Linked DNA regions of Mus musculus: region 2 is linked to region 1. The links are chromatin contacts, found by Hi-C in ENCODE. All regions are on one chromosome and are shown on one strand. The core of a region is the stretch at or near the end of the contact, and the rest is flanking DNA. Distances in the headings are between cores, read along the strand shown.

What was found. Hi-C counts contacts between places; a loop is a spot of excess contacts on that map.
Region 2: a loop to region 1 is called in a map of left cerebral cortex, with 2.2 times the contacts of the local background. The contact joins the promoter of Rtkn2 here to the enhancer-like site in region 1. A Hi-C loop is called at or near these places in 1 of 37 maps with a recorded cell type or tissue (left cerebral cortex).

The regions. Positions count from the first base shown.
Region 1 is chr10:67,931,268-67,934,096 of GRCm38, reverse strand. No RefSeq gene overlaps it. Among named protein-coding and RNA genes, the nearest start is that of Zfp365, 20 kb to the right of the region's middle. Within about 2 kb of position 1,564, at least 1 of the 3 ENCODE cell types and tissues checked has a DNase peak (open chromatin) inside an H3K27ac peak, as active enhancers do; it is left cerebral cortex, where a contact is called at or near this core.
Region 2 is chr10:67,978,272-67,980,971 of GRCm38, reverse strand. Rtkn2 (rhotekin 2) reads right to left here and starts at 1,402. Exons shown (of 12, transcript NM_001359319.1): 1 at 1,160-1,402. The coding sequence starts at 1,198.

The DNA of each region.
Region 1 (2,829 bases), core at 315-2,814:
GTGTTTATACATGTGTGTGGGTGTCTGTGGAAGCCAAAGGAAGGTTTAGGATACCCTGGAGTCCTGTGGATACTTTAACTCTGGACTCCTGGACTTCAAGTTCTGTAAGAAAAATCGATTTCTGTGACTTTAGCCATCCAATAAGGCAATTTGCTGTGGTAACCCCAGGAGCTACCATAGGGTGAAATGGAATCTCACTCGCAAGGACTCTCCTCTGCCACAGCAGTGTGAGAGCTCAGCTAAACAAAACATGTAAGCCAACAGAATTGATTCTGTTCCCATAGCAACAAGTTTCAAAACAGCAGGTAAAGGCTTCTAATGTGCCAACCTGTACCTAAATGTAGTGGCTCCCATCTTGGTTTCTCAGTCTGGATTCCTCCTTCCTGAAGGAGCTGCCTGCTTTTGTCCTGGCAGCACCAGGCAGAGGATGCCTTAGGTCAGAGTGCATATATGCTGACCAATGAGAAGATGGGAAGAGAGGAGAGAGCCAATCCGTTCCCTTCAGAGAGGAAACCAGGTTAGTAAATCTCCACTTACATTCTGAAGGGAACCAAATATCCATCGTCTGCTGAGAGGATGTGGAAGTACAGTCCTTATTCTGGGTAGCAATGTGTCAGGTGCAAACAGGTGACACATAAGATGGTCGAAGGGGACTGAGACATGGTTGATTAGGGGGGGGTGCGCACACAGTGGGACGGGTGACATGATTACGCGTTAAGAACATGTTTTGCCAAGACAATGAATGTTATCAATGCAGAGCAGAGCAGAGCAAAGACCAGATACACTGTAATTAGAGCAGTTTGTAAGGTATTAGTTAGGGGTTGGAGAAAGGGCTCAGAGGTTAAGAGTGCATACTGCTCTTGAAGAAGATCCAAGTTCAGTTTCCAGCATCTAAATAGGACAGCCCATAACTACCCGTGGCACCAGCTCCAGAGAACCTGATGCTGTCTTCTGGCCTTTATGGACAGGCACGTACATGTAAACACATATATACCCTAGCACGTACACTATTAAAAAAAAAAAAAAGATTTGATGAGCTGTGAAACCAGCAAAGTCCATTCGGTTGGGCAGACCCAAGGATAAAAATAGTACAGAAAAGTGAAGAGTCTTAGAAGTGACTGTGAGTCATCACCAAATCCACAACGTGGGATTCCCGGGAGTGAGGAGCGGTAGAGAGCACAAGTCAAAGAAATCAGAGCAAAAATGTCTCAAAGTTGCTGGAAAAACGTTGAGCAACAAATGCGACGCTCAACAAATCCCAAGCAGACTACATTTAATGATTCCGCACCCAATCCGTCAGTGTTAATCTGTCAAAGAGAAGAGAATTTTAAAAGCAGCAAGACCGAGCCAGTGACTCATAAGGAGAACGTGGAAAGACATCTAAGGCTGGGGTGCGGGGTGCGGGATGCGGGGTGCGGGGTGCGGGGTGCGGGATGCGGGGTGGACACACTCAATAAAAGATAGTTTTGTTAAAGGAGCTCTTGTTGGAGAGGCAAGAGCTTCCAGCCCGCGCAGGAGCTGGGCTGCAAGCTCTCTGGAGGACTGGGTGCTGCTGCTACTTGCGGGAGCTCGGGATGTTTCTGAGCACGTCCCTCTGGCACACGGTACTGCTGCAATCTGAGGAAAGAAAACAGCGGACACTGTATCCTGAAGACAGGTTCTCCATAGGCTTAAGTCCATGAACACTTAGTCCCCTCTTGGTGGCGCTGTTTAGGGAAGGTAATGGGCCTTGAGAGAAGAATCTTACCACTGAGGGAGGGCTCTGGGAGTTTATATCCCTGCCCCATCCCTCCAGCCCCACTCGTGATAAAGCTTTATACTGTGTTTACTGCAATACTTATATAGATAATATTTATAAATGCTTATAAAGACCCCTTCCAAGCCTCACCAGCACACACTGAAGGGTGAATTTGGCTGGGAAATACTATTCATTTATGGTACAGTGCAGCTCCTCTTCTACATGAGTTTGCCTTTATTGGATTTGATTTAGAATACATTCTAGAAATGAAAAATAACCTAGATATGTGTGTTTATACATTTTGCCAAATTTGAAAAAAATAGTTATTATTTCATATTTCTTCTTTCTTTGTCTCCTTTCTTTTCTGGGTCTCTGACCACATAATGGCTACTACCTCTGGGGTCAGTGAGAATTCATTCTTACTTAATTCTTACCCCTGTTTTATATTTGTTATAATATAACTTTATTCAGTGAGCTTATATTTCATGTATTGTATATCTTAGGCACAAGAGTTATATTTGGTTCAATTTATAACTTCTGTGTTTTCCCCCATTATGGTTGCATTAAGTCCTTAAGTCCTTGAGCATTTAGTCTTAAGGCTTTGAAGTCTTTAGACTATCCAACCATACCATCTGTTATATTTCTAAATCGGTTTCTGCTGTTTCTCTTGGTTTTCACATTTTCTCACCCTTCTATGCCTACCAAGTTTTCAGTGATTGCTGAATACCATGGGGTTAATTTTTTAAGCATCTGGATTTTTTTAAATGGTGGTTTGAATAAAAAATATCTCCCATAGGCTTGGGACATGAACACTTAGTCACCACTTGGTGGCGCTGTTTAGGGAAGCTTATGGAACCTTTAGGAATACAGCCTTGAGACAAGAAGCTTACCCCCGAGCAGGGCTCTGGGAGTTTATAACCCTGCCCCATTCCTTCCAGTTTGCTCTCACTGCTTTCTCCCCGTGGTTGAAGATGGTCATTTCTCAGCTTCTTGCTCTGTTGAGTTCAGGGTGGAAGCTGAGAAAACTCACTTCAGATACAGAAGCTTAAAAATGCAAGCTTTATTTTGTGAGTGCTCAGGGAGGGGGCCAA
Region 2 (2,700 bases), core at 153-2,652, 47 kb before region 1:
CAACCAGGGCTACACAGAGAAACCCTGTCTCGAAAACAAACAAAACAACAAAACAACAACAACAAAAAAAGAAACTTAACAGATCTCCATTTAGTTCAGTAGAAATAGAGGCTGTGTTAACCATCAACATAGGCGTGGGGTGTGGCTCTGCTGATTGAGGGCTTGTCTAGAATGCACAAGGCACTGGGTTAGAACCCAGCTCCACTCCATCTTAAGTCAGGCTCGGTGTGGCAGCCCTATAAAGTCCATAGTAGGAAAGTGGAGGCAAGAGGAGTTTTAGGAGTTCAAGGCTACCCTTTGACAAAGGCAAATAGGATACCTAGAATACATAACAAAAATAAGAAATATTTCACAAGAAAGTTGAAAGTTTTGTGTATGTTTGTAGCAAACACGTCTTGTGACTACTAATATGGTTTGCACAATAACTCAAACAAAGCCTGGCTCAACATTCCAGAGAATTACAGAGGACTTCCTAACAATACTGCATCTACTAAAGAAATTCTATGATCCTGCAGTATTCGCCTCGACCCACAAATCTGGCAAGAGTATATGGTTCGAACTACTATACTTCAGGAGCCGGTAAGAGGTGAAAATTAAAATTAAAATGAAGATGTCGCTACAAGGATATAAGGGGTTTCTTTTCATTAAAATACTAAAATAATGAACAGGAAGAATACTTTTAACACTTGACTGGGGTTCCCAAGAAATATTCTCGACTACACTAAGTGTAAAAGATTTTGAACATATTTTAGATAGCTAAAAAACAAACAAACACTGGATTCGTCCTCCTTTTTTCCTAGTATTTGTGCATGTATCCATGTTTAAACTTACACCTTCCTGGAAAGCTAAGAACATGCCATTTGAGCGTTCACCCCGCGGCGCCCCACAGTTTGATGCTGGCTCACACGGCTACAAGCAGCACCTTGCATTACACGCCCAGCTGCGCGGGCCGGGGAGCAACTCGAGCACCGACTCCCGGAGCATCACCTCCCCTGCAAGCCTTGGAAGACCGGCAGGTGGGATGGGCCCCGGCGTCCTCCTGTTGCCCCCGGCCTCGCTCTCCTCCTTCGGTGCACCCTTCAGGCGTGCAAGCCGCGGAGCTCGCCCGGCTCTCGGTCTCGGCCCAGGCTGCAGCTCTCCAGTCCCCTGCCTCGCTCACCTGCTGCGCGGCGAGACCCCTCAGCAGCTGCCCCTCCATCTCGGTGCAAGGCACGGCCGATTTGAAAAGCGCGCCCCAGGGCTGCAGCTGCAGATTGCACCAACCGCTCGGCCGTACCAAGTCTGGTCTGCAGGGGAACCCGGCCCACGACGCCGCGCAAGCGTACTAGGAGCCTCTCTGTCTTTAAAACAGCACGGAGACCCGAGACTCTGAACAGACCCTCTGCTACCGCAGGGCTTAAGCGAGGGCGGGGAGTGGGCGGGGCCTGTTGTGTGGTAGGCGGGGCCTAAATACGAAGAGCAAGTCCGGGTGGGTGGGGTCTGTGGCAGGCGGGGCCTGAACCCGCCTGGGTTTTGTCGGCTAGTGGGCGGGGCCTCAACTGGTGGGCGGGGTGGAGCCTTAGAGAAGGCTCGCCATAGAAATCTTTGGCAGGTGGTTTTCTTGTCAGGTTTAAAGTGCGCCTTCTTCTTGCATCCCGCCCGAAGTTGTTTAAAGGCATGAACTGACCGGACCCGACAGACCAATCAGGGATATAAGGATCCATTATCTGTCTCTCAAACATGGCTGCACTCAAAGATCATGCTCTTGAAGGCTGGGCAGACAGACACATTTTGCGAGTACTTCTGTCCCCGGGTTTGTTCGCTTCTAAAGTGACAGCAGACAACACTATCCAGAAGCCTGGTCGTTATTAGCACAGGCTTTTATTAAGAAAGAGGAAGGGGAGATGCTGAAATGCTGAACTCGAGGCCTTAAGCACAGTGAGCAACTGGTCCACCACTGAACTATCCAGCTTAGACTTTTAATTAGAGGATGTACACACCCTTGTAAAGTGTTTAAAATTACCCCTTGACATATCTTGTACCGGAAATGTGTAGGGCTTTGGACATTTTCCTCCTGAGGGAAGACTCTACCAAATCAACTCTCCTACACCACCCTCATTAAAGGCCTGGGCAAGGCTCCTTTTATAAACAGAATGACCCTGTTTATTTTGGGGACATCTCACTTGTTCCAAAGTGGACTTTCAATGATATGGTCATCTTACTTACAGACCTCCTTGTTAAAGCAGTCAGTTGAAAGATGGACTTCTTAAAAAGAAACTGAGTGTGCCAGTGAGATGGCTCAGCAAGGAATGGTGCCCACCTAATGCCAAACCTCCCCGCCTAAGTTCCAATCCCCAGGATCCAAGTGGTGGAAGGAGAGAACCAGCTCCCAAAAGTAATATCTACATATGCGCCAGGACATGGGCATACCGCCCCCCTACACTGAATACAGAGGGGGGGAGGGAAAATTTGTGTGTATGTATATATACGCATATATGTATAAATATATATGCATATACGTATAAATATATACATATGTTTATATGCATATAAATATATATGATATATACATGTATGTTTATATATGTGTGTATACATACATATATGTGTGTGTGTGTGTATATATATATGTATATGTATATATTCCTTCCTCTCAAATGGATAAGTGCCTGGTTGAGAGGCTCTGGACTAGGTGATTCTAGAAGCTGCTATCCAGTTAGG